Regions from separate parts of the Mus musculus genome. Here region 2 is linked to region 1. The links are chromatin loops, found by intact Hi-C in ENCODE. Cell type or tissue: left cerebral cortex. All regions are shown on one strand. Links, peaks and the distances in the headings refer to the core of each region. The heading gives the core; the rest is flanking DNA.

Region 1 (11,351 bases), core at 1,853-9,852:
ATTTTTAACCAGCACTACAGGAATATTTGTCCTCTCATTCACTGATGAGTTTTTGAGGTCACGGTTTGGCTTTTAAGATGACAGTGCCCTTAATCTTGTTGTGGATTCTTAACATGAAATAACAGCCTGTAATTAACACAATGGGGCGCAGGCGGGCTGGCAATCTTATTCTGCTAACATCCTTGGCTCAGCACTTGAGTCCAGGAAACGGGGCTCAGCAGCTGGGCTCAGCTCAGAACGGGGAGCTCTCTGGTGCTTAGACAAGCCCTTAGTCAGGCTGCCCAGCTGCAACTGAAAGTCCACCTGGGCTATTCTCTCCTCAGGACAAGCCTGAGGGTTGCAGATCTGCCACATGTATGGTGACATGACGCTGATGGGACCTCTGAGTTCTCCAACATCCCAAGTGCCATGGAGAAGTGGGTGCCCCTACCCCTTGGAGCTTGACTATATTGAAAGTTTAAGCTCTAGCATGTCACCGAGGCCACACTGTTAGCATTCTGTCTAAGCTCCACCCAACAGTTACCTGGCAACAGCCAGGTAGGCCTCACCCACTATAAAAAGGGCTGCTTCCTGCCTCCTCCCTCTCTTGCCTCTTGCTTAGTCTTGCTTCCTTCTTGACCTCTTGGGCTCTTCCCTTCTCCCTTCCCTTTCCCCTCTCTTCAAGTGCTCATGGCCATGGCCCACCTCTTCTCCCCCTCTCCCTCCCCCTCCCCCCTCCTCTCCTCTTCCTCTCTTCCTCTCCTCCTTCTCCCCTCCCCCTCCTTTCTCCGCCTCTACTACCCTCTTAACTCCTCCCCCAAGCCCTGAATAAGCTCTATTCTATACTATACTGTCGTGTTACTAGTCCCTAAGGGGGAAGGGATGGATGCCTTGGCATGGGCCCACCGAGGCACCCCTCCCCCCATACCTCACCACACCCCCATATAACATATCTTAGACCTCTTTACCTTTTTATAAACACATCACACACAACTTCCACTAGGGACCTTCCCTCTTATATCCCACAAAATGCAAAGCTATCCAATAGTCCCCATGCATCCAGCTTCTAACCACTTTAGCCTGGCTCAAGCTTTAGAAGGATGGACGAGTCAGGTCTGGCCCCTTCAGTCCCTACCAGCCTCTTCCCCCACTAAGGCTCATACAAGTGTAGACAAGCCATGGAATCTGTTGATCCGATAGCAGCAGTGCTGTTTATAAAGCCAGGTTCATGGGGGCTTGTTGGGCAACGGTAGTAGCCAGGCTTGACTTATAAATTTACTAGTCCCTTCCTGAACAGGAGACCCCTTTCAAGGCAGGATATACATTAGTTTGTAGTTTAATCCTAACACTTCTTTTTCTTACAGCCCTGCGAAGTCCACACAAAGAAGTTCAGATTGTACAGTAGAGCAAACCAAAGCTCAACTGAAGCCACCCACCGAGTGGAAGCACGTGACCGTGACCGAGCCAAGCAGTAGAGAGCTTTAAACTGAGGGCAAAGAGCTATAGAGTGCAGGTCTGAAACCTCACCACTCACTTGCTGCTGATCAGATCTTTCAACCCAAAGCTATTCATGGCCTGAGGGGATGTCTTGTGCATCCTTCCTGGGCTGTGATCTGAGGCTCTGGGGAAATCCACCTATTTTGCATCCCTTAACCGAAATCTCCCTCCTGCCTGCCTACGGTCTTAGGGAGAGGCCAGCTTCATTAGGCACGTTTCAGACCAGCCTCTGGAAGCCTCATGATCCTGACCTGATTTCTTGCAGGCCCCGGGCAAGCAGGCACTAATTTGCATCACACAGTCAGTGATGCAGCCTTCAGCTGTGAACCCCCTTGGCAGTCCTTTTATTTGGGTACACATTTGAGTTCTCCCGTCCCCATGCCCCATATTCTTGTGTGCTTACTCAGCAGGCCTGCTGTCTCCAAAAGAGAACAGGCAAGAGAGTAGCCATCAAGGACCCTCATTGGAGGCCAAGGAGCTCTTAGGAGCAGACTTTTCTGTGCTCCCTTAGCCATTTGCACACCCACTGGCACAATCCTATGAATAAAGAATAAACCTGGTACCCTTTCGTACAGTCCCATTTTTTCCTAACTCTTTTCTGCTGCCTCAAGTTTTTTCTAGATTAGGCCTAACCCTGACAGGGAGCCATGAGATCAAGTTAAAAGTCTCCACTGGTATGAACCAGAAATTAAGGAAACCTCCACCTGGCTGGTCCTTTCCAAATGAGCAAAAGTCTGGATAGGAATGGCCTTTGTTCAAACCTCCTGTCCTGTCTGCACTCGGTCTTTCATGCTTCCTTCTCTCTCTCTCTCTCTCTCTCTCTCTCTCTCTCTCTCTCTCTCTCTCTCTCTCTCTCATGTTCCTGTGAGTCTAGAGTCAGGTTAGCAGCAGGTCAAGTCCTGAGGGAACTGCATCTTTTTAGAATAAGCTACTGTCTTCGTCAGGGTTTCTATTGCTGCGATCAAACACCATGACCAAAAAGCAAGTTGGGGAGAAAAGGTTTATTCAAAGGTAGTCAGGACAAGAACTCAAACAGGGCAGGAATTGGGGGGCAGAAGCTGATGCAGTAGTCATGGAGGGTGCTGCTTACTGGCTTACTCCGCATGCCTTGCTCTGCCTGCTTTCTTATAGAGTCCAGGACCACCAGCCTAAGGATGGCACCACCCAGAAACGGCTGGGCCCTTCCCCATCAATCACTAAGAAAATGCCCTATAACCAGATCTTATAAAGACATATTCTCACTTGAGGTTCCCTCCTTTCAGATAACTCTAACTTGTGTCAAGTTGACATAAATCTACCCACTATCCCTCACAGTTATAGAGCTTCCATGTCATTGATGGATGTGGACTCAAAACTTATTTCAAAGGGATTTTCTCCCAACTCATTAAAACATCCACATATATCCACTGATGCTAGAAGCTCATGCTTCCAGGACTTGTCACCGACAGGAAGAGAGGCAGAACGGAGGCAGCAGGATTCACTTGGGGAGAGATGGAAGAAGCAGAACAAGAAGTCCCAAGGGACAACCCTCCCCATTATAAAATGTCACTTCTGCTTCATGTCCTGTCCATTTTCCTCTCTCAAGCTCGTTCTAAAGCAAGGGGAAATGGAGTAGGTACCTTGGACTGCATGTGTGTGCCTCTACTGAGGATTCATATCTTAAAATTCCCCAGAGATAAATGGAAGGCCCAGATGCCCCAGTAGGACTCTAACACCCCAGTCCTGCGATGCCACCCTGATATTTAGAGGGCAAGTCATACTGACAAAGTGCCTGAGGGAACCCAAGACCGTGACACCACAGTGGCCTTCATAAAATCTCAGTGAGGGAAACCAGTAAGAGAGCAATTCTACCTCTTGGCGATCTGTCCTGGAAGTGATAGAGTCTCACGTGACAACATAATGGCTTCGTGCTTTTTGTGGAAAGGCCTCTTCCAGATCAGACCACAGAATGGAAAAATAAAAGACCGAGAGAGATGAGTGTTTCTTAACATACTAAGAACAAAAAGAAGAACATGGGAACAAATACATTATACAAGAAATACTGTGTAAGGGTAGCCACATAAAGCAAAGGGGAAATGGTGTGACATTTCCCAAGTGAGACTCAAGCTTTATTGGTGGACTTACGAGTTTCCAGGTCATATGAGGCCCCACTGAGAATCACAGGGTGTAGACCAAGAAGCTAATCCCACATGCAAAGCTTTCCTGCACTAAAGCCTCAAAATAAAATACAATAAAACAGGCTGCCGCTGCCGGTTATAACAGGAAGACCATAGACACCATGCGGCCTGCATATCTTTCACTTAATTTCCACAGCATGGGCATGGAATGGGTCCTCTGCACAGATATGGAAACTGAGGCCCAGGAAGGTCATGCTACCTCCACTGGTACTACAAGAGACCCACAAGCTTTGTTGATGTGACAGACAGCAGAGAGAGAGGAAGGGATCATTATGTCAGGAAGGTGGGTGCCTTTAGAGTTCCCCCAGGTCCCTGCCTGACATGTTCAACAGTATCCTCCCTGGACCCAGAGGTAATCAATTCTCAGGGAAGAATCTGAGCCAACCAGCTGAGCGTCAGACTCACTCATAAACCAGAAAGGCAAACCACTGCTTCAGAAGGTCCTAAGTCCCCAGCAGGTCGGCTCGTGGCCCACTAGGTTTGGCTCATGTGCAATTAAGCTAAAAGAAATACTGGCCAGTTTCTTGGGCTGGGACAAAGTTCATTGAAAAGGATTGTCCTAGTGTGCGCAGAGCCCTGAGTGTTGTCCTAGTGTGCACAGGGCCCTAAATTCACTATCCTGCACTGGGCAAAGTAAGTGTTAGCAACGGTTCCTTTTATTAAGTAGTTATAAGAGTCAAACAACTTAATAAGATTTTATGTTCAAGCATTTTTAGCTATTTAATAGATATAAAATACCTAATATTTAACAAATATATTATTCATATATATGAAAATTGAAAGAAAAGAGTGTACTTGTTCTGTTCCTTTTTTTGTTGTTTTGCTTTTGTTTTTTTTTGTTTTTTTTGGTTTTTCAAGACAGGGTTTCTGTATAGGCTTGGCTGTCCTGGAACTCACTTTGTAGACCAGGCTGGCCTCGACCTCAGAAATCCGCCTGCCTCTGCCTCCTGAGTGCTGGGATTAAAGGCGTGCACCACCACACCCGACTTGTTCTGTTCCTTATTGATAGCATAGAATTGCCTGGATGCTGTACAGTGCCTCCAACTGAGAGGTGGGTACAGCTGCCATCTCACTTCCTGCCCCACACAGCTCACAGCTGTACCTGCCATCAACACAGAAACTATAGCGCTCACCTTAACAAGAGTAAGAGATAGTTTATCCTGGAGCCACTTTGAGTGATCACAGCCTGGGAACACAGATTAGGCTACCCCTAATTCCATGTTCCAGTACGGGGGTCAGTTTCATGAAGTTTTACAGATTGTACAGGATATAGAATGTCATAAACCAAGGCAAATTTAAAACACATTGGTGAGTACACCAGAAGGGCAGGTACGGTGGGTGAGATGGGCACCCTTTTCTACAGGCCTAAGGTGCTGATGACTTCCAGCTTTGGAGTTGGTGGAAACTGTAGTCTACTAAGGTAATAGATTGCAAGAGTTTGTATCTATTAGTCAGGATGTTAGTTTCAACACTGAGGTGTGGGCAAGGACTGGCTCTAAATAAGGGGGCTAAAGCTAGCCCAAAATAACCGAATTAGCCTGTGGACCTATAACATTCCAACCTCTCCACATCACTGTGATTTCAATCAGCCAGTTGGGAATTCTGGTCTATGGTGCTTATCACAGAAAATGCCAAGGAGCTTGCTTTGGAAAGATGTGAGGTCATGCAAAGTAGCACAGGTCTGTTGAAACTGTGGCGCCCAGAGCTGGACTGAAAACATGGAACATTGTAGCATTTCCTTTGAAACCTAGAGTGTCTCTTGCTGCAGCAAAGCCACTGCAGCTGAAGGGGGCCTGGGTTTGGGAGTTAGTCCATAAAGATTCCCAAGAGGACTGAAACATCGAATCAGAAACAGAAAACCTGGGCTGAAACTAAAGGGATGGGGGATGGGGGTGGGCGGTGGGGGGAAGGGGGTGGGGGTAGTTGATGGGCCTGCTGACCCTGAGGAGGTACTCTCAATAGCACATGCGCAGTGAGTAGAATTACTCATCCTGTAGACGCCTCAAATTCCCCCAGGAACACAAAGTTGTGCTGAGAGGACACACTCATTTCTGTTAGTCAACTTTTCCCTCCACACGTATATTTGGATAATAGATACTGTGTAATTACTTTTTGCCTCGGGTTACAATGTAGTATTTGTTGCATGGCTCAAGTCAGTCTGCTTTAGCTATCAAGAGATCTGTTTGCTGTTTTCTCCCGCTCTTTGATGCACCATCCCCTTGCTGTGGTGACGGATCTTTACAGCTGCAAGATCCCCTCTCAGAAAGGTTCTTGTCAAAAGTTTCGCTCTTCCCCTCAGAGATTGCACTCCCTTTAACAAGTGCTCAGGGGACTCTAACCACCAACAGTCTTCCTAGAAAGGTGGCATTCTCAGCAAGTTAAAGCTTAATGAGCAAAGAGATATGGAGAGTTGAAATTTAAAAGCTAGAGTGGTAAAGTTAAATAAAACAACCCGATACCTCTTTGTCTCCCTGGGCTCAGTCTATGCGATTGCATTCATACAAAGCACACTGGCTTCTCATTTTTAAGGCAGGGGCCATCTGTAAGGTTTCCTTGGGCAGTAGCAATTGTGATTAAGTTGTCAGCGTGCGCCACCTTCTGGTAGGATCTAGAAAACACCAGCATCCTAACTGGCAAGGGAGGCATCAAAGCCACTCAAAGGACATTTTAAAATACTGGACCCTTGTGGTAGGATGGAGCATCCTTTGAGTATATGTCCAGGAGTGATATAGCTGGGTCTTGAGGAAGATCGAGTCCCAGTTTTCTGAGGAACTGCCATATTGATTTCCACAGTGGCTGTACAACTTTGTGCTCCCACAGCAAGGATACTTGCTCAACTAATGTTCATAACAGTTTTCTTTGTAACAGCCCCAAACTGTGAACAACCTAGATGTCCCTCAAGCAAAGAATGGATAAAGAAAATGTGTCACACCTACACAGTGGAGTATTACTCAGCTGTTAAAAACAATGACATCATGAGATTTGCAGGCAAATGGATGGAACTAGAAAAGATCATCCTGAGGAAGGTAACCCAGACCTAGTAAGACAAACATGGTATGTCCTCACAAGGGGACGTTGGCTGCAAAGTAAAGGACACCCATGCTACAATCCACAGACCCAGAGAGGGCTAAGTAACAAGGAGGGCCCAAGCAGGGATCCATGGATCTCTCTGGGAAGAGGAAATAGATTTGACAAGTGTAGTGGGGGCAGGTGGGGATCGGAACTGGAAGGATCAGGTGGGGGTGGTGTGGGAGGGACAGAGGGAGAGAGTACTGGGAGAGATGACTGGAATTGGGAGGCATTTGGGGGTTAACATAGAAGCCTAGTGCAGTGAAGACTTCCTGGACCCTAGTAACGGAGGATATGAAGCCTAAACCCACCATCTTCTATAACCAGGCAAAGCTTCCAGCAGTGGGACTGGCTCATCAACCCAGCCACAAAACCCTTCAACCTACAATCTGTCCCGCCTGCAGGATGTACTGGGGTAAAGGTGGCACAGAACTTGTCGGAGTGATCAGTCACTGACTGGTCCAACTTGAGGCTCACACTACGAGAGGGAGCCCACCCCTGACAATGCCTAGATAGCTAGGAACCAGAGGCTGGACAGCCCAGATACCCAGGCTAGAACCAAACATGGCCAGGAACATCAGTGAAATTATTCCTAATGATAGTATGGTATACTTGTAGACTGGAGCCAGCATTAACTGTTAACAAAGAGGCTTCATCCAGCAACTGATGGAAACAGATGCAGAGACCCAAAGTCAAACATTAAGGTGGAGTTTGGGGAATACTGTCAAAGAAGGGGGGGAAGTGTTGTAGGAGCCTGAGGGGTCTAAGGACACCACAAAAACCCCCTCAGAGTCAACTTACCCCTCATAGGGGTTCACCAAGACTGAGCCACCAAGCAGGGGGCTTGTGTGTGTCTGAGCTAGGTCCTCAGTGTATGTGAAGGTTCAGTAGCTTGGTGTTCTTGTGGGAGTCCTAACAGACTCTTTTGTCTGCAGTTGGGACCCTTTTCGCCCTGCTGGGTTGTCTCAGCCAGCCTTGATGTGAAGGCTGTAGCTTAATATGAAGGTTGTAACTCATTATGTTTGGTTGATATTCCTGAAGGAAAATGGAGGAATGGATCTGGGGAAGAGGGGAGGTGGGGGTTGGGACAGGGAGGTTGGAGGAAGAGGAAACTCTGGTCAGGATATAATTTCTAAGAATGAAAACAATATCACACCCAATTCCTTTCACCTACTTTCCTTTGAATATATGCATGGGAAAGATAAAAATCAAGAACCCATACCTAAGCAATGTCTTCCTAATGAGCAGAGCAGAACCAGGAGCCAGGAGCAGGCAAGCCCAGAACCATGTTGCACCTGCAGCATCTGTGGTCTTCTTCCAGGCATAGATGCCTGCTCTGCTCTTGAGCACACACAGCCAAGAAATGCAGTTAATGCCCCCAGAGAGCGGCCCTCACCTACAGGAGCCAGGAATGGAAACCCAAAGCCCAGGCCCCCATCTGTGGGTGGACACTGGGGTGTGTAAGCCCAGGCCCCCATCTGTGGGTGGACACTGGGGTGTGTAAGCCCAGGCCCCCATCTGTGGGTGGACACTGGGGTGTGTAAGCCCAGGCCTCCATCTGTTGGTGGACACTGGGGTGTGTAAGCCCAGGCCTCCATCTGTGGGGGGACACTGGGGGTGTGTGTGTACTATCCAGCCACTGTACCTCTCTTTTTCCCACCCCATCTTGTCTTCCTTTCTCAGCTTTCTCTTCTGCAGCCTGGAGACACCCGACAAACGACAAACGCTGCACCCAAATGCTGGTTCCGGCCCTGCCTTTGGGCAGATCCAGACTAAGACGTAGGGGAACCCTTGAGTTACAAGTTCTCACAGATGCAGGTCAGTCAAGAGCTGAGCACTGTTTTGCTACCTAAGTTACCTTCCATTTGTGATGTGGTTCACGAGCCACATATTAAAAATAAACCTTCAGTGCAATTTTTTTTTTTTAATTAGGAAGCTAACCGAGTGCTTTGTATAGAATACCCAGTTTCTTAACTTCTATCTACAGTTTCAAAAGTTCCATTCAGCTACTGTGCTGGGTTTGTTGTGGTTATGTCTTGATTGTAGGTTTTTGGAAGAAAGACTAGAGGTAAGGTGACCTTTCCATCACATCATGAAACAGGGCACACACACTGTCAACCTGGCTTGTCATTGATTTTGACCTCTACACCCCGTCCATCCCCCTCCCCTCTCTCTCTCTCTCACACACACACACACACACACACACACACACACACACACACACACACACACTGCATCTTGGAAGCCATCCTTTAAGAATGGAGTGGCTTGGGGGTTAGGAACGGGCATCAGGCTACTTGGGATTCTTGAGGGAACCACAGTCTTCCTCCTCACTTCCTCACAGCTCGGGGCGTGACCTCAGATTCACCGTGTTGCTCGCTCCAGCAGAGCCATTGGGAGACCCACCCGCCACTGCAGCTGGGATGCTCTTTCTCTACTGTCTAGCGCTTTGGTACTTTCTGAAAGGACAATGTCTCCTAGCCCCGTCTGCATCCCTTGCTGTGCAGTTAGATGAACTCCATGTTTAAGCAGCAAGGTTCTGGGCTATGGCAGTGCCTCAGTGTCGAGAGGGCTCTGCTCTTACAGAGGACGTGGGTTTGGTCCTCAGCATCTACAAGTCAGTTCACAGTTACCTGTAACTGGTTTGAGGAGCCAATGGCCCCTGCACCCATGTGACTTGCATACACTCACCCAGGCAAACAAACATATGTAAGTATATAGGTTAAGTGCCAAGCCTTACCACCTTTGTCCCAGTAAATGCAGTGAGGCAGCAGAGGGTATTGTGAATACCACAGGGAGCACCTTTCGAATTCACTAAACTATAGGCATGGGCAGCTCAGGCTCTGATCCTAATCCCAATTGATGAAGATGCTGCTGGTCCTCTAGAGCAAGTGCAGACAGAGGCGGGGCACTGTGAGAAGGCGGGGCTCACTGGTCAAGGCTACAGGTATCAGAGCTGTTGCTGTGTTCCCATCTCGCCATCTCTGTATCACCAACAAGGTCCTGGTCTGGCATGGAGATAGTGTCCACGCTTATATCAACGTGGTTCAGTGACTGTTAAGAATTACATCCTACACAGGCTCCTCAGAAGAACTGCGCCTGCAGCTCCCAACACTGCACTCTGCCTGCATCCGGGTCCTGCCCCTCTCCTTTAGTATAAAAATTCACGCTAAGTCTGTGGTTCTCAACCTTCCTAACGCTGTGACCCTTTAGTACTGCTCCTCCTCCTGTGGTGACCCCCAACCATATAAATTTTCCTTGTTGCTACTTCATAACTGTAATTTGGCTATCTACTATGTGGCCCCCACAGGGGTCACAACCCACAGGTTGAGAACCACTGCTCTACGGCAAACACAGCGTCAGTCTCTGCAGCTGTGAGCCACTGCAGAGATTCTAAGGCAGCAGCACTCCTATACACCATGTAGGGTCATCACAAGCAACAAAACCTCAAGACTGTTCCAACCTTGCTGTTAAAACTTCACAAGCGCCTCTGAAGGAAACCACTCCAAAGGCCGATGTTCTAGCAGGGTCTTGGCCCTCACGTAACAGAAAACAAGGCATTTTCACACACTGTCGGTTTTGGGAGTACAGAAAAATAAATCTTACAATAAAATCTGAGTAAACCCTGTATTCTTAGACTCTTATCTCTAAGATTCCAATCAGCTATACAGGGTATAGCATTCAACAAAAATATTATAGATATTTTTCGGCTTTCATTGTCACTTTACAGGATATCCTGAAATATTTTTACAAATCGACTGGGATAGAGCTTATATATGTATCTGCTTAAACCTTATTCCCCCAAACCAACTCTAACAGGACCTTACAGCCAAGAAGAGCTGCTTGGTTTGGAGACAGGGTCTTGGTAACGCAGCCCTGGCTAGCTGGTAACTATGCAAACCAGACTGGCCTTGATCTCACATGACCTGCCTGCCCCTGTCTCCCAGTGCTGAGATTAAAGGCATGTGCCACTACAAAGAATAGCTGGTGTCTTAACAGCCATAGAGAACATTAGTTTACCTGGAAGACTGGGCTGAAAGCAAACAGACATGGCAGTGAGCTGAAATCTGTCAGCTAATTTGATAAATCAGTATCTGTCTCAAAATTATCAGCCATTTCTTTTAGCTGATACTCCTTTTGCTAGCTTTACAAAAGGAAAACGAACGATCTAACTAGAAAGCTGAGTTCTCATTTTTTGCACTGTTATTTTTTATAGAGATTTTAACTTAAATTTATTCGCATTATATTTTTTAAGTCCACATTCCTTTCTATAGAGTTACATGTCAAAAAATACTGAACAGTTTCATGGTTTCCTGAAATACACATAGGAAAACATAGATATGTGACATAACAAGCTTGCTTAAATTTCTCTTAAAGAAACATGATTAATTAAAGAGTTCCAACAAATTTCTTAAAAAAGTTCAGCAATGATTATATCCGAAATGTATAAAATTTAAATAATTATAAAAAGGTTAAAAACCAAAATGATACATTTTGCTTTTCCCTCCTTATAAAAAACCCAGACAATGCGTCATATCAAGAAGGTTCAAAGGTTCCATCACTGCCATCTTAGTCGTCCTCAGAATCACTGTCCCTCCTCATGGGGACAGGGCCCCGGACTGAGGACAG
Region 2 (11,351 bases), core at 1,242-9,241, 370 kb before region 1:
TATTAAGAGGACAGGTGAGTGGTGGGACGCCCTGTTTACATACACTGTGACTATCAACTTTGCTGAGACCAGTGTTTCTGTTGTGATCCTGATAGTGAGTCTGCCCTTTGATGAAGAAAAAGATGCCACCGTAACTAAGAGACACCAACCCCAGGCTCATGTTTCCACTGGTCAGAAACAAGAGATCCCAGAACCATTGCCTGTACAACTGTATTTGGCTTTTTTTTGCACTAATTTTGTTTCAATGCTGGTAATTGAAACCATTTAATATATCTCGTATTCACTTTATATGCCCTTACAAAAACATGTTCAAACCATGCCTTTAATGTTTGTCCTCAAGGTTTTTAATAAAAATCGTTCTTTTGTACTGACTTTTTTAAAATGTCATTTTGAGGGCAGACACATCCCAGAGATGAGCTACTGGTTGGCAAAGATGGCTGGAAAGGCAGAGTTGATGTCCCAGGTCCAATTCCTGGGACCCACACAACATAAGTTAATTCAGTACGTTTAAGTTATAACCTCAATCTTTACCTAATCTTAGGCTCACACATAAACCTGGAACTGAAAATGAGAGCTTACAAACAAGCTGGGCATTTAATTGCCAATACTAGGGAGGAAAAGGCAGGTGGATTTCTGAGTTCAAGGCCACCCTATTCTATAGAACAAGCAGTGCCACAAGAAACCCTGTTTCAAAACCAACCCAAATCCACAATCCTAATAAAGTGACTTCTGTGAAAAGAATGTTTCACGTATTTCTAATTTCCCATGTACCCAGAACAGAGATTCTCAGATTAATTTCCAACACCCTGTAGACCCAAAAATTCCACCCATGAGGCAGACAACAGAAAGGAAAACCAAACCCTGAAGGCAGTTCTGCAACTTTATTTGACACGAGCAGGTTAGTTCTCATCCACGTTGACCGTCTGTAGATCTGGAAGGAGAGTAACAGCCAGTCAGCACCCACGCATCCTGCCCCAGCTGGAGGCCACTGCACAACCCATGGCCTGTGCCGCCCTTCCCAGCAACCTCTGTACTATCTTCCCCCAGCCAGTTAGTTTTTAAGGAACATCTGATAATTTAACCTGCTGCTTACCTCTTCACTGAACATAGTTAAGACACACATCATCTCACATACAATAACTCCTGCGGAACGCTGGGATACTTACTTTTGAATGTGGTAACAGGCACGTAAGTTACCAGCGTGTAGAGCTTGTTTGGGGAATCCTCATCCTCATTACGTTTTCTGGACAAGCGTACTCGGATGCGATATGGAACGTTCCTAATAAAAATGTGTTGCTAAGGTCAATGCTTCCGTCAGAAACAAGGCAGTTTCTCACATCTATCCCTGTTCCTTGTGTTCTGGCAAACAAGCCTCTATGACCTTGAAAACACCCAGGTGAATGAGCAACAGGCCAGTCTCAGGATGTGTCAGGCCTGTTAGGATGTCAAGGCAGTCACCAACAGTAACCAATTATTCTTAAGCAGACAGAAAGTGACTGCCAACAGATAATAGCCATTAATTCAAATAAAAGGTACACACAACCCTCCCCCTTCAGAAGCCACATAGCTGACTTATCTCCTTCCTTCGTAATCTTTGGAGCTGCTAGGTGCTTATTTAGGCCCCAGATCTCTACAAACTTCTCCATGCTCTCGTGTACCACCACTCACCGTACCTCAAGGCAGATACTGCAGTTCTCTGTTGGATAATCTAATACACCTCAAACCGTATGCTTATGATAGCAGCTGTACCCCGCCCCATCTTACTTAATCCACTTTCAAGGGACTCCCCAACCTCGGTGTTAATCCCCTTATAGGCTACAGGACATGACATATATCAACCCTTCTGGGCAGCAGAACACTCCTTCCCAGGGAGGCCAACACCTTAGGCTCTAAAGCACTGCTTTTTCCTGCAGCCAATGGAGCTCTTCCAATACTGCTGTCTCCCTTACAACAGAAGACACAAGCTTAGCCTGAGGCATTGTCCCAGTATCTTTTCTACCCTACATCTGCTAACTGAACTCTCAAATGTGACACACACACACTATATAAGGAATTGGATAAGCTGTCATCACTGCACCAAGTAACTTCAGTACCTTATTCCCTTGGCCCAGACGGCTTTATTGAGCCTGGTGTCAATGCGCACATCTGGTGTCCCCATTTCCTTCATGGCAAACTTCCGAATTTCTTTGAGTGCCCGAGGAGCACGCTTCTTGAAGCCCCTAAGGTTCAGAACACAAGCACATTAAAAAAAAAGTCAAAAATTATATATGTAAATGGCATGCCATCATGAAACGAAGAACCCTCTGGCCAAGCATGAAATGTCCAGCTACTAGCATCAGTACTTAAGATGTAGGGGTAAATTCCAAGCATCCTATAGTTCAAGATGTCCCGCTCACTTTCCCAGAGTATCAGTCACCAACCAGGCCTGCTCACAGCAATCCTGAATGATGGTCCTGATGATCCAGCGGTTAAAAATATCTGCTCTTGCAGATGACCTAGGTTTGATTCCAGCACCAATGTGGAGCATACAAGCATTCAGGCAAAACACTCATACAAAAGGAAGACAAAGTTCTGTGGAATTGAGGCAGGCACTCTCCTATGAATATAGCCAGGGTACATGATAGAGGGCTATTAAAAAACAAAAAACTTGAACCTTTCTAGAGCATGGTGCACGCACCAATGATCCCAACATGGAGGCTGGGTGGGAAGACCTCAAATCCAAAAACCAATCAACCAAAAAAGCCCAGGTCTGTTCAACACCCGTCAAGTCCACTCCAAGTGAGACAAAGAGCATCTGCTTTCTCTATTCTACCTACCCGCAGCCTGTCTCTAGTGCCCAGACAACCCACTTCACAGCTAGCTTGAAAAAAACTCACGCAAGCAACCAGTCAGGTGGTATCACTTACAAAGACCAGGAAAGAGATGGAGCACTGAGCAATCTCAATGTTATGGTTAGGGAATTGGAAAAAGTGGGGCTGCCGCAGTCAGTGAGTAGATCTCAGAGGGCAGACCTAGCACTGGGCTCAACTACTACCCGAATGAATGAGACAGGGAAAGCAAGGAGTGGAACAAAGCAGAGGCTTGGTTTACACCACAATGGGGACCAAGAAATTACCAAAGAATGAAGGAGGCTAGAGATTCTCACATAGGGCCTTATCAACAAAATACAAAAGGCCTGGGGGGGGGGTACGACTCGCTTCTACAATGCTCTATTCAAGGCTGCTTTTAAAGAGTACCTTTCACCTGAGAGCGACTCTTCCTTCCACATACTGGGCAACACCCACACCACCTTTAACTTGTGGCCTACTTTCACTTTGTCACAGGCCTAAATAGTGCTTCATAGTGCTTAATATGCCCAACCATAGAGGAAGGAACGTGGCCGACCACCAGCAGTATTCATACCGGGCAAAGACCTTGGGGCAACCCACTAGGTGCAGACACACATTTCAACCCGGCAAAATCTCTCCGAAAATACTAAACCATCAAGTCCAAGAACTCAAGCTCTAGGGCTGGAACGCAAATGCAGATAGGTCGTGTACAAATAAGGACCGCAATCACTCTCTGTAACCGCCACTTTACTACAACTTGCCCCGAATTTGCACAAATCTGTATAATCGGACGACGAAAAAAAAAATCGTATTTCGCACTTGAGGTAGTAACCGGCCACTTTCCTGCAGCGTACAAGTCACTGACTTTCCTTTTACACGTCCGGATTACCAGAACTCACGTTTTAGCACCACCAACCTTCCCCAAGTCTAACCGCTCCCTCAAACTCCATCACAGCCTCCAGTCTCCATTTCCTAGCCGGTTGCCGTGCAAGCCAAACCCCGCACACCTTCCACGTACACACAACCACACCGGAATAAACCCGCTTGCCCTCTAGAGCACCCAGTCTGTAAGCAAGGCTCGCGGGTGACAGCCCAGCCCGGCCGGAGCCCGAAGGGGGTCGCGGGCCACACCGCCCGCCCGGTACTCACACTCCATGGATGCGCTTGTGAATGTTGATGGTGTATTCTCGGGTCACCACCTCGTTGATGGCAGAACGGCCCTTCTTCTTCTCGCCACCCTTCTTTGCGGGAGCCATCTAGACGCAGGCGACAGGGAGGGAGGCTCTAAGCAGGTAGTGGGAAAGCCCAAGCCCGAGCTAAGGTGCACCCGTACCCCGCAGGCCGTCCTCCCACCGCCCCGGACCGCAGAGCCTCCGCGCGGCGCGGGACAAACCCCACCGAGCCTGCCCGTCCCGCGCCGGGCGCGGATGGCGCCGGATTTCAGAGCCGCGACCCCGCAGCCATACTCACTCTGCCGGGCCCAAGTAGGAAAGGAAGGGCGCGAGGGTTTGTGGGAGGGAAAGTCGCGTAGCCGTACAACTTCCGGGTCACGGGGAGGCGAGGAGGAAGAGGTGTGGCGAGGGAAGTTAGGAGTTAGGCTGGGGCGTAAATACAGCGCGCGTCAGGGGCGGAGCGAGCGGCATGGGGCGGACCCAGGGCGGGCCCAGGGCGGGGTCGATCTTGTCAGTCTTCTTGCAATCTGCCTTGAGCAGTGGAGGTGCGGGATGGGATTTAAATCCCAACCCGAACCCGGATTCGGAACGCCCGGCCGGGAGGGAAGATACTCCAGTTTTTCGGGTGCACTCGCTCACTCACTCTACGTTTGTTTAATCTATTAGATACTGTGCTTGGCGGAAGGTCCCCGGAATGACCGAGACGACAACAAAAGAATTTATTTTCCAAGTCGAAAATGCCCACGGAAATGCCAGGCACGTCCGTAGAAAATAGATCTCCGAATCTAAACATGTCCGAATAGCCTGTCTATTGGAGTTTCAGCAATGAGCAAGTTTCAGGATCTCACAGGCAAGAAGACAGGCAGGCAGAAACTCCACGATCTTACAAGGAACCTATGTCTCTGCCTCCTTTGGCTAAGGGATGCTGGGGCCTTTGGATTCCCCAAAGGTCAGACTTGGGGTGGACAGGCAACTGCTCTCTCTCTCTTAAGAAAATAGTGTCCACAGCCACGTGTGGTGGTGCACACCTGTGATCCCAGAACTTTGTGGGTTGAGTTAGGTGATCAGGAGTTCGAGATATCCTTGACTGTAGTGGGCTAAACACGCTTGACAATATCTGATGACTTCTCAGTGGGGCTAGGAGGAAAGGAGCAGACAGGCTCGGTTCTAGTTCTTAGAGAATCCAAACCAGAAGGGGTTCTATGGGAGTGCTGATTGGTACTGGGGTTGAGCTCAGAAAATTGCAACGCAATCTCCCAAGCAGAGCCACTCAAAAATAATTTAAAAGGAAGTCTGGAGCGATGCATTCAGGAGGCAGAGCAAGAGGATGCCAAATTAAGGACGGACTACACAGAGGCCAGTCTTGGCTACACAATGAGACTAGATCCAAGAGTAAGGGGAGGAGAGAGGGAAGGGGAGAGTAGAGACTGAGGGAGGGAGAGGGAGGAAGGGCTATAAAGAGAATATGAAAATGTGAATTTGGGATCTTTAGCAAGAAGACAGAGGAGCCCACTAGTCAGAGTGTGCTGACTTGAGCAAGAAATGATAATTAGTTATGGTTAATAAATAATGGTTAATTAGAAAAGCTGAGTTTATAAAAGGCTGTGAGTTCCTGACTTCATACTAAAAGTAAAACATGAATAATTTAAGGAGTCAATAAACTAGACATATCCGTCCACACATGATTAAGCTAAAAAATCAAAAAGGAAAAAAAATTCCCCTGCCTCATTTCTAATGAGCTTTTCTACAGAAAAGCAAGGCTATTTATCTCCATAATATGAAGTCCATCTGAGCACTAATAGCATTTCTCTAGATGACTCAGATTAGATTTTTTTCAGTATATTACTGGCTGACTTTGAGATCGTCAAGCTACAACATGAACAGAAATTAAAGCCATTTTATATCGCTAAATTTTTACTAGGACATTTTGGCAAGAGTGCAAAGTCATGACTAGGAACTGCTTCACTTCGCCAGGTGTGGTGGCACACACTTTTAATTCCACAGTGGGAGGCAGAGGCAGGTGGAGCTCTGTAAGTTGCAGAACAGCCTGATCTATATAGGGAGTTCCAAGCCAGCCAGAGCTACATAGTGATACCTTGTCTAACAATGACAACAATGTTGTTTGTACAAGGGGATTTTAGTTGTTAGAGACAGAAGGTGTTACAATTTTAGTTTGTTTGTAGTATCTTAAACTGAGGTCACATTCAATCTTGACTCTTGAGCCAAGACACTGTACTTTTCCAGACAGTATGATCATGGTTTTTCTGGGACACAGATGTAGTTACAGAATGACCTTTTAATAAGCAAAGATAATGAATGAAGAGGTCAGTGATTACAATTCCCATGATGCATGCATTTAGTGGAAAATTACACAATTATAGGTTTTTGAGCGAACCCAAATTTTGAACATGTGCACAATTCAGGCAGAGTTAAATTAAATTAGGAGCACAGCATACTCCACCCTCTTTTAATGACTTCCAGATAGACAGCCTTAGGAGAATGAATACACTGTGTCCATTAACAATCTTGTTCCACTTAGGAGTCTAACCATCAATTAAAGTATGACTACAATTAAACTATAAGTTTGTTTCCAGAAAAACCCAATCTCTAACCCTTAGACAATGCTAGGGTAAGAGAAAAAAATAGGTCAGAGTTCCATACAGACTTCATGTTTTTAGGGTTCATTTCAAGTTCTTTCCAAATGTTCCTCTTGGTGAATGAAAAATATTTCCTGCCCACTCCACCCCCACCCTCAGGATAGAGCAATCAAGGGTACATATCTATAGCAACCTCATGGTATCCAAAATGGATCCTAGCTAGAGAACCAAGAAGGAGCCATCATCATTTTACAGAAGAGGAGAAATTACAGACCTGTCTATCTTAATAGAGCCCTAGAAGGAACTTTAGCTTCATGCAGCCAGCATCTAGGTGGCTCCTAAACCATGAGCTCCTAAAGTGGGTAGTTTTCAGAGGCAGCTTAGCACCCTGGGACATGCATCTGCACGGAGTTCCGTGCACAACCTTCTCCAAACAAAGTGGCTAGTCAATTCTTATACCCTCAACTAACTCCCTAGCAACCTCTGGTGACTCCCCTTTTGTGGTTGAACTTGCTGGAACATATCTTAGAACTGCAGGCCGGGCAGTGGTGGTGCACACCTTTAGTCCCAGCACTTGGGAGGCAGAGGCAGGTGGATTTCTGAGTTCAAGGCCAGCCTGGTCTACAGAGTGAGTTCCAGGACAGCCAGGGCTACACAGAGAAACCCTGTCTCGAAAGAAAAAAAAAAAAAAAGAACTGCAGGAGGTGAGCCCAACTCAGCCTGGGCTGGTCTTCAGTATATGGGCAGTAAGGCAGCCTGTGTCCATTGAGTGAACTTTTGGGGGGGGTGGGGGTGGGAATCTCCTATTTACCAACCATGCCTGGGCATGATTGGACATGCATATGAGTAAGATGAAACATATCATGATAAAGAACATGTTGAATGAACAAAGGGTTACATAACCCAAGCCCTTCAATGGAATCACAGAATCACCTACATCTCATCCTTGGCAACTAACCCCTCCTCCTCCTGGTCCCATAAGAGGAAGCTTTGCACAATAAACAGGGTTTCTCTGTATAGCCCTGGCTGTCCTGGAACTCACTTTGTAGACAAGGTTGGCCTCGAACTAAGAAATCCTCCTGCCTCTGTTTCCCAAGTGCTGGGATTAAAGGCATGTGCCACCACGCCCGGCTAACCCAGGGCAATCTTGCTTGGAGCTTACTGCTTTCATAGCAATGCATCCAGTCTGGATGTTTACTCTATTTTTTGAATTAGACCCTTGCTAATTCACTATTTGTGTATACTTCTTTCAATTGTTTGAACAAGAGAACAAGAACTTAGAAGCACTCAGTCGAGACCGCCAGGACCTCTGGCGCACCCTCATTTTAGTATGCTGACCATCATGAACAAGGTGGCTGAAGCTGACTGAGACCTAGACATCCCGCTGTGCTGCATATGTGTGCACATATCACACACAGGCACACCTACCTTGCTGGTATCATTGGTCTTCATGCTGGTAGTGGGAGTCCTTCGGATCTGTCCTGATTGAAAGCAATTGCAAACAATGAATGGATGCTTTGGTGGGGAGCGTCTCCATCATTTCTGCAGGCTACCTATGTCTACAAGATTGAGATGTTCCCAGCAACTTTTTCCTGTTATTATTTTGTCATCATTTCTTCAACAAAGCATTGCTTTTCTGTCACAAGCTTTAAGCCTTAGGGAACTGGCAGAATAATGCAGTTCAAAAAATTCCATTTGTCGAGCAGTGGTGGCGCACGCCTCCCCCCACCACCCCCCCCCTCCGGTTTTTCGAGACAGGCTTTCTCTGGTGCACGCCTTTAGTACCAGCACGGGGGAGTCAGAGGCAGGCGAATTTCTGAGTTCAAGGCCAGTCTGGTCCACAGAGTGAGTTCCAGGACAGCCAGGGCTATACAGTGAAACCCTGTCTCGGAAAAAAGAAAACAAACAAACAAACAAGCTTTCCATTCCAGTATTCCAGTTATTGTTTGAGCTTCTGCCATACTGAAGTTTGGGTCTTGCACGGCCCCCAAAGACCCATGTGCTGAAACCCTGGACCTCAGCTACTGGGTGTAGCCTGATAGAATGTGGAGCTGCTGGAACAAAGTTAGGCTGTTAGTGGTATTCCTTTATTGGCATCCCTGCCCCTTACTCTTTCTTTGCTTCCTGATAGTCCTGAAATGAGCAGACCTTTTCTGCCATGAACTCATTCGATGACGTTGGAGGCAACCACAGGCCCAGAGCAACAGTGCCACGTGACCATGTGAACTCTCTGGAACTCTGAGCCCGTTTCTCTGACTTCTCCGCCGCACTTACTTTATCACAGCAACGGAAAACAGACTAAGGACTTTACCTCTGAAGTTTTCAACAGCTCAAAAAATGTTAAGGTTTCCCAGAAAAGAGATATATGTGTCGATGTACAACAAGGGACCAAGGAAATTGTACAAACTTGTTAATTTATTACAAAATGTTCACTCACAGAAAAACACAAGGAAACCTTTATACTTTCATATGTGGGAATGGAACTGGTATCTCAGATACAAAATAATTTACACATAATCCGTACAATTTTATTTTTTTATAGAAATAGGTCATTATTACAACAGCTGTACAATTCACTACACTTCCTCTTATAATTATATAAAATCTTCTCTTTAGAAATACCTCGACATAACAAAACATACAAAAAAAAAAAAAAAAAAAGCAAAGTGCATCCTGAAAAGGAAAATCCAATCTTCGGAATCATGGGGAAGAGAAGTGGAAAGGTGCGGTGGCCTGCCTCACTAGGATGGCGGGCCCTTGCCTGGTTTCCTGGGAGATGCAGCCTGCCCGTTGCCCCCCAAGAGGTCTCTAGGGAATTCTGGAATCGTTGTGAGATTGTGCTTGGCTCTAAGTCCACCTTTGTAGCTACTCTCGGTGAAGTTAACAGGAAGAATCCAGTGTTCTGTTTAGGAAGGAAAACACCCCCTGGTAGGCATGGGAGAGCCTCAGTCTGCTAGGGGTTAGGCCAAGGGTGTGGCTCTGCAGCTTCAAATAACAGGCTCCGCTATCTGATTGGTGGGGTTGTTTTTCTTATCGTGGATTCCCAAAGAAGCCATGGGACCTTATTAAACAAAACAAAACAAACACAAACTCCGAAAGTGCCTAAGTTATTTCCCTTGTGCACAGGTGTGCAAATTAAAACAAAACCTTTTAAAAACGATGAAAAATAATCTCTTTATACTCTCTCCAGAGACCTTTAACGTAGTCCTTGACTGTAAAGGAAAGACTATCAAGAGAGTGAAGGCCTGTTAGGGCTTGGGACCTGTCTCAGTCGGTAGAGTACCTGGAGCGCTCTCTCCTGGAGGCAGCGAGGGGTACCACCTCTGCAAATAGACCAGGAAGCGGTGCCAACACGGGGACACTTGGTTCCTGTCTGGTATGGCTGTAGCGGATGCCCAAGAAGCCCAGGGCAAAAGAATCATGGCCAATATTCCTGTTCTTTCCCCATTCTGCCAGTGCCACACTCCAGACACGTTACCATCAGGAGTTCTGAAATGTATACAGGGTGCGCCAAAATCACGTAAACGCTTCATCCCATCTCCCACGGCCAACCCCGTTTTCCATTGGTTAAAGCTGGTTGCGTCTGGACTCCAGTGTCAGGGTATTACCCTGATGGCTGCTGGAGACCTTAGGACTCTGACAGCCGGCTGACCCTGCGGGAGGGGCGTGGGGGTTGCGGAGGTGTAGACTGTGTGGCTGCATAGCCCAGGGTTCCCGGCTGCTGGGAGAAGGTGGAGAGAAGGAGCGAGTCCGGCTGCTCACTGTGCAGAGATGTTGGTGCCTGTACGCAGGAAAGAGCAGAAAAGGGGCTGCGTGACTGGCCAGTCCCTCTACTCTTCAAGTTACTTCAGTACCTTTGGGGTTTGCAGCAGATGCTGCCAGATTCTGGGACTCCCTCCTCAGACCGCTAGGCATGCGTGCTGGTGAGTGCATGTCTGAGTGCATGATGGGGAAAAGCCAAGCTTTCTGACTGCACCCTTGTGCATCAACTCTGGGTGGGGAAGGGGGGGGGGGCTCCTTCTGGGTCAATGGGCTTGGGACTGAGGCTGAATCAGAAGCACACCATCTATGTAAAGTCTTCTGTGTTTGTGGATGGTGGAGCCTGAGGCCCATGTAATTTATGGGTGGGGAAGAATCTGCACACACGTGCATGGCTCTTAGATTAGGTCCTGTGTCTACTTCAAATACTGCCGTTTTTCCAGAACCTGGAAAGACAAGTTCCTGATTGGAAATGCAAATCAGTCAACCAGTCAGTCTGACTTTGGCAGTTTCACTCTTATTTTCCAATCTTGCCTACAATAAATGTCCCTTGTTACTATCCTAGTGCCCCTATACTACCTCGGAGACTTGGCAGCATACCTATCCCTGGCCTGCTAAAACACCCTCCTCTCATCTCTTCTCTTTCACTCAAACTCAGTATTTTCTTGATGGTCGGGTTCTGCCAGAGATGCCTCTGAGCCTTCCTTCAGGAAGGAAGGTTTCTCTACCATTCTCTCTGTGCACCGCTAGGGCCGGAGCACACAGCTGTGCTGTGCAGCCCACCTCCATGTATGCATGTGCTCTGAGATGTCAAGGGCACCACGGTTGCTGAAGCACTCTAGCATCTTTACTTTGCATCGTGAATGCAGCAGGTGTTTGCAAACTGCGGCTGCTGAAGTCACATGGAGACCTCTCCTCTTCCCACATCCATCTCTGTCTCTCTGCCTCATTGCTTGCCATGCCCGATGACTTCCCTGTCCTGAGTGGGGACTGAC

What was found. Hi-C counts contacts between places; a loop is a spot of excess contacts. Peaks named below come from ENCODE experiments on the same cell type or tissue, not always from the same donor. Only the 100,000 strongest peaks of a DNase experiment are listed, where the experiment ranks them.
Region 2: it touches region 1 in a loop (4-fold over the local background); 2 of 42 quality-filtered maps call a loop at or near these places.

The regions. Positions count from the first base shown.
Region 1 is chr1:38,996,224-39,007,574 of GRCm38, reverse strand. Pdcl3 (phosducin-like 3) reads right to left here. Exons shown (of 6, transcript NM_026850.4): 6 at 10,339-11,351. The coding sequence ends at 11,292. Among named protein-coding and RNA genes, the nearest start is that of Pdcl3, 14 kb to the right of the region's middle. In left cerebral cortex, for the core only: a CTCF peak has its summit at 6,255 (motif pointing left); a DNase peak (open chromatin) is centred at 6,250.
Region 2 is chr1:39,360,882-39,372,232 of GRCm38, reverse strand. Npas2 (neuronal PAS domain protein 2) reads right to left here. Exons shown (of 21, transcript NM_008719.2): 21 at 8,993-10,378. The coding sequence ends at 10,226. It overlaps Rpl31 (ribosomal protein L31), which reads right to left and starts at 4,382. Exons shown (of 4, transcript NM_001252218.1): 1 at 3,978-4,382; 2 at 2,094-2,219; 3 at 1,167-1,279; 4 at 322-931. The coding sequence starts at 4,084. The coding sequence ends at 900. It overlaps Tbc1d8 (TBC1 domain family, member 8), which reads left to right. Exons shown (of 20, transcript NM_018775.4): 20 at 1-738. In left cerebral cortex, for the core only: no CTCF peak of the experiment used is centred there; DNase peaks (open chromatin) are centred at 2,860, 3,879 and 4,441; H3K4me3 peaks cover 2,504 bases; H3K27ac peaks cover 1,955 bases.